Regions from separate parts of the Mus musculus genome. Here region 1 is linked to region 2. The links are chromatin loops, found by intact Hi-C in ENCODE. Cell type or tissue: heart. All regions are shown on one strand. Links, peaks and the distances in the headings refer to the core of each region. The heading gives the core; the rest is flanking DNA.

Region 1 (2,915 bases), core at 324-2,823, 270 kb after region 2:
GAGGACATCCATGACTTTTATTTAACCCTACATCTTTTCTCCTCCTTCCTAGTAATGAGACTTCCAGGATGGGTCTAGAAAAACTGCTCAACCCCTCTGTCCTTGACTATCTGATAAGAGTGTTGTTTTTTTTTAAAGATTTATTTATTTATTTATTTATTTATTTATTTATTTATTTATTTTATGTATGTGAATACACTAAAGCTGTCTTCAGACACACCAGAAGACGGTGTCGGATCCCATTACAGATGGTTGTGAGCCACCATGTGGTTGCTGGGAATTGAACTCAGGACCTCTGGAAGAGCAGTCAATGCTCTTAACTGCTGCTCCATCTCTCTAGCCCCCATGAGTGGCTCTTTTAAGTCAGTGCTTTCCAGGGGACGAGAAACAGGATCACTAGAATAGAGGATAAATGGATGGCTGGAGAAGTGATACAGAGATGATACATCTTCTGGAATTGGTTCACATGATTGCCTAGTGTGATGTGCCTAGAACCTATAGTGCATATTGACCAGATAGAGACTCATGAAAGGGTTGTAGTTCAAATCCAAAGGCTGGTAGGACTCCTCCCTTTCTCAATCATAGTCAGGCTTTTTCATGAGTTTCTTGGAGGACACCTAGTCACATTGTTAAGGGCCATAATTTTACAAAAAGCCTGTGGATTTAGTTTGAATTTCATACAAAATAGAGTATCACAGAAACATGAACCGTGATTGACTAAATATTCGGGCACCACAGTCTAGACAATGTGACAGATAATATTAACCATAACAGCAAAGTTGACACCAAATGTAGAACCAGGGACTCTGCTTGGCCAAGAAAAACAACATATCACATTCCATTGGAATTAACCTTGGCATCATTTGCTGGAAGCAACTGAGACACAAACTCTTTCTCTCTGGATTTGACATTGGATAAACATACTCATGAGATGCACTGTTGGTACAGTTGGTTGTGGAGAAAGCCCCGTGGTTTGACAGATTGAAGCTCACTCACACTGAGAGGATGTCACATGGAGAGGTGGGGCCTGGGGCTCCACCTGACCCCTGAATGACTTATCTTTAGGATTGAAACTTGGCCTCCCCACACTGCCTAACCAGTAAATTCTCAGTTTTTGTAAAAGCTAGATTCTTACAACTCTAAGTTTCTTCGTGTGCTATTAAAACTTATGGTTAGTGTAAGAAGTCCCTTTTTACCAAAAGTAATTGCTTAATGTTTGCTATTTTGTTTTCAGAGTTAAATAAGGAAAATTGCCTAGATGGTACCTTTAAGACACAGAGAGTCTCTACAAAATAAATCTTCTGTCACTAGAGGGCATCATTGCTTACACTGACCAAAGGACGTATCAGATTTTCTATTGACCAATAAAAAATGTATTTCGGGGGTCACAGGAGTTCCTGTGGTGGTGGCTAGGCAGTGTAGCTCTGTCCGTTGCACGCATCTTCCACGCAGCGCCGCCACGATGCTCAAGAGGAAGGTTAGCGAGGATGAAGAGCCAAGCCCAAGCTCTGCTCTGTGGCTGTAGACCAAGCTTTCCCCTGCCAAGGTGGACGGGAAGCTTAAAAAGGCTGCCAAATCAGCCAAAAAAAAAAATGTCAACAAAAGGGAAGAGGAGAGCAAGAGGCAAAGTGACCAGCAAACTATAGATCTGCCTGCAGAAAAGGAAGAGACAGAAAACCATAGTCCAGCCTCAGACGAAGAGAAAGAAGCCAAGACTGATCTAGCATTCATCACATCTGTCATTCGTCCTCGCCCCTCCCTTCTTGTACAATCAGGAGGAATCGTTTTATCAACGATTTTGTAAACGCGAATTTTATAGTAGCTCTAGAAACATTTTTAAAAGGTGAGGGAATCCCACCTCATCCCATTTTAAAAGTGTAAATTTTTTTTTTTTTGGTACAACCAGAAAATAGCAGGGTATTGAATCAGGAGAGGCTATGACTGTCTCCAGGGTCACTATAACATTCTGTAGAAGGGTCTAGTTTCATATCCTACAATACAAAGCATACTAAATGGCAATTTGGAGTCTCAGTCATGCATTCATGTCTGGAATATTTTCAGTAATATCTGGTCTCGTGTCTCTAGTAGAACTGTTTCCTAAGGAAACCACTCCTTGTTCCTTCCCCTGTCAGAACTGTAATGTCTGTGGTCGTGGGAGTTCATTTCCCTAACAGTTGTGATAATGTGCTGTGAAAGACAGAAATTTTGTGTATGTTGTGTGTGTGTCATGTGAGGTCTTAAGGAAACTTGCCAAGTTTGAGGCAGGAACTGGAATAAGTTCAACGAGAAACAATACGTGGCATGGCTCTTCATTTGTGTACATGAACACGATGTGACTCTTCAGAGTTAGGGTACGTGAACATAATAAATATACATCTCTTCAAAGTTTGGGTATGTGTGTTAAGAATTGGAATGTCTAGCCAGCCAGTGGTGGTGCACAACTTTGATCCCAGCACTTGGGAGGCAGAGACAGGCGGATTTCTGAGTTCGAGGCCAGCCTGGTCTACAAAGTGAGTTCCAAGACAGCCAGAGCTATACAGAGAAGCCCTGTCTTGAAAAAAAAACAAACAAAAAAAATTAAAATGTCTGTGTACACTGCTCCTCAATAAAATCTCAGTTGTGAAAAAAATGTATTTATGTTCATAGACAGGGAAAAGGAAGAACTTTAACTTTGCAAGTAATCTGCAGTGAGGATCATACAGGCATTTTCACCTTTGGAAGATTATATTTCCCACAGGATGAAGAGACTATGTTTGCTTGCAATGTATTTAGCATAACTGAAAGCCAGATCCAAAGTACACATTGTTAGTCCCACCATGGCTTTACAAGTCAAACTATGTGAAGATAAATTAGCTGGATTCTGTGTCCTTTCCTGAGCTTCTTTGTGTACAAGCATGTCCTGAAGGGACAGCACG
Region 2 (2,915 bases), core at 251-2,750:
TCTGCTGTTGCAGCGTAAGAGAGCACCTGATCCAATAAAACTTCATTTATAGAAGCAAATAGCAAGCTGGCCTCCGGGTGGCAGTTTGTTAACCCTTGTTCTATGACCCTGTGTATTTTTCATGCTCAGAGTATCTTGATGGTCCTATCTCCTCCTGCATGGTCTTTTCAGCCACTGCCTTACTCTTTTGAATAGCACACTTCTCAGGGTGCCAACGTGTTCTAATTTTTCCTTCTGTTGTCTCGGAGTCTTTGTTAACATTTTACTGAAGTATAAGTGTGATTCAGGCGCATGGCCTCCTGAGCAGTTGCTGTCCTGATGCTATTTACACTGCTTGCTTTCAGCACTCCCAAATACTTTCCTCATGAGGACACAAATACCTCATTGTGCCTTCTTCATCTCTGAACTGCACCCTAATTTGAGATTCCCAGTCCCTACTTCTAACGTTTACCTCTCTTCTTCCTTTACCAACATTTAAATCCAGAAAATATTTTAGAAAGAAGAAAGAAAGAAAGAAAGAAAGAAAGAAAGAAAGAAAGAAAGAAAGAAGGAAGGAAGGAAGGAAGGAAGGAAGGAAGGAAGGAAGAAAGAAAGAAAGAAAGAAAGAAAGAAAGAAAGAAAGAAGAGAGAGAGAGAGAGAGAGAGAGAGAGAGAGAGAGAGAGAGAAGGGGGGCAGGGAGAGGGCGAGGGAGGGGGAGGGGGGGGAAGAAAGAAATTCATTGTGTCCACTCTATCTCCACAGAGAGGAATTCCTACATCAGCTGTCATTTTAAAACACCAAACCTGAGGAACACAGGGAGGTTGGGGAGGGGGAGAGACCATTACACAATAACATGTTAATAGACTTACAGAGTTGAGAGGTTGTGGGACATTAAAAAGGTTTCTGTAATTTCTGGTGCATTCCTTCTCAAATAAACAACCGGAAGTAAAAAAAAAAAAAAGCTGTTTTTGAAAGCCTTTGAGTGAGCTGAGGGTGGGTTCTGGATAAAAGAGTGACTAGATATATAGCTTAGGACCCAGAGTCCACCACGCGCCCCTAGTGGACAGCCCAGGAAAACAAAAGTTGCGTCCACCCACATTTAAGAGCGACGACCACCTACCTCTAAGTCTCATCTTGGTGCATCTTGCTGATGGGTAAAAAAGCATTAACTGCAGAAGGCCAGAACTTGCTTTTCGGCAGAATGGACGCTGGCGAAGGGTGCGTGGCCAATGACTCCTGACTGCCGGGTGCCGGATGTAACCCCTACCCACACTTGGTGCTTTGAGGGATCTACTACTAGACAGGGCTACTCATTAAAAATATCTTGCTTCACTCTCTTTCCTACATATTTGCAGCGTTAGTCGGGTGTGGCTGGAATACCTTAGTCCTTTGGGGGACTCCCCGCTGTTTCCTAAAGTGAGCTCCATCTCGCTGGGTCCCCACATCACTAAGGGCGGGAAACTGCACTCACCCAGGCAACCTGGCTCGACTACAGCTCCCAGGGAGCTTTGTTTTGGGGTGGTACTCCATCTTAGCGCTGCTTCCTCCCACTGTGTCCTGCTATTGTCGCCAGAGGGTGCCCTTCTCCGCCGCTTTTAGCTTTATTATCCCTAGATGCTAAATTTGAGAGTTTGCAGCAGAAATACTTCCGGAATTGGGAGAGAGACGGTTTTATCCATTCTTCCAGGAAGCTCCCATGAATTTTCCAGCCTCTGGGTCTTGGTGCTCCAGCCCAGCTCTAGCATAGAATTCTCCTTGCACAATGCAAGACCAGACAGGATCCTTTTCTGTCCTTTCCTATTTTTAATGTTTACTGATGTTGCTAACTGAAGCGGATTAATTCGCAGACTGTAATATTCTGGACAGCAGAGATAATACCTAGTTGATTCTTAGAGGATGGTTCACTCATTTCCAGTTTCCTAATAGTCCATCTTAGTGAGGGACATGATCCTGAATTGAATTCCTGGATTTAAATTGAAATTGAGACTCAACTGGCTTAGGGGAGATGACTTCAGGGGCTTATATCACTTGACTTTAAGCCCTAGGATCTGAGCTGGGATGGGATTTTAATCCCAGGGAAAGTAAAAATCGACTCCTGCAAGTGGTCCTCTGACCTCCGTGTGGCACCCTTGATAAATGGATGGATGGATGATAGATAGATAGATAGATAGATAGATATAGATCCAGATAGATGGATAGAATGAAAGATAATGACATTCAAAGTCCTTTAAAAGAAAGTGAGGTTCCAAGGCTAGGATGTAGCTCAGTGACAGAGCTCTTGCCCATGACACTGGCTTCTGTCCCTAGGACTGAAAGGAGATAGGGGATGGGGAAAGGAAGAGTTTTAGCAGTGAACTGTCATTCTAAGGATCCATCATACCCCTCCCTGTTGCCTGGTGGTTAAACACTTCGGTCTTGTCAATTTAGTTTCTCTTCTAAATTGAGTCCCCCCCCCTCCCCCTCCCCCTCCCCCTCCCTCTCCTCCTCCTTCTCTTCACAGGCGATGAGACATTTTAATCTAATAGTGGTACTTAACACTACACAGGGAGTCACAGCTCCCAGAGGATCCCTAAAGGCCAAAGGAAGATCCAGAAATATCTAGAGTTGCTGGTCCCCTGCCTGTGGGAACAGGGGTCAGAAGGTGGCAAAGCAGGGGCCTTCCTGTCACTCATAGATCCAGTCCTGTGCACAACTCTTGAAGTCCACCAGCTCCTTGGGCTGAAACCACAAGCTGGGCTCTCTACAGAACCATTCTTACCAACTTGGATGCAAAAGTCTCCTCGGATGGTCACAGGCTTAGAGTGAGTGGGGTTGGTCTCTGTTAGCATCACCGAGACTGTCTTCACAACATTCAGTCCCTCCCAGACCACAGCACACATGACCAACGGTGAGTGTACCTTCATTACCATCAGGCCTGGTGGGCTCCAGCGGGAGC

The links. Peaks named below come from ENCODE experiments on the same cell type or tissue, not always from the same donor. Only the 100,000 strongest peaks of a DNase experiment are listed, where the experiment ranks them.
Region 1: a loop joins it to region 2, with 2.4 times the contacts of the local background. A loop is called at or near these places in 1 of 42 quality-filtered maps.

The regions. Positions count from the first base shown.
Region 1 is chr19:34,283,085-34,285,999 of GRCm38, reverse strand. No RefSeq gene overlaps it. Among named protein-coding and RNA genes, the nearest start is that of Fas, 6.1 kb to the left of the region's middle. In heart, for the core only: a CTCF peak has its summit at 1,302 (motif pointing right); a DNase peak (open chromatin) is centred at 2,209.
Region 2 is chr19:34,549,208-34,552,122 of GRCm38, reverse strand. Ifit2 (interferon-induced protein with tetratricopeptide repeats 2) reads right to left here and starts at 1,429. Exons shown (of 3, transcript NM_008332.3): 1 at 1,101-1,429. In heart, for the core only: CTCF peaks have their summits at 1,029, 1,352 and 1,561; a DNase peak (open chromatin) is centred at 1,482; H3K4me3 peaks cover 1,191 bases; H3K27ac peaks cover 1,272 bases.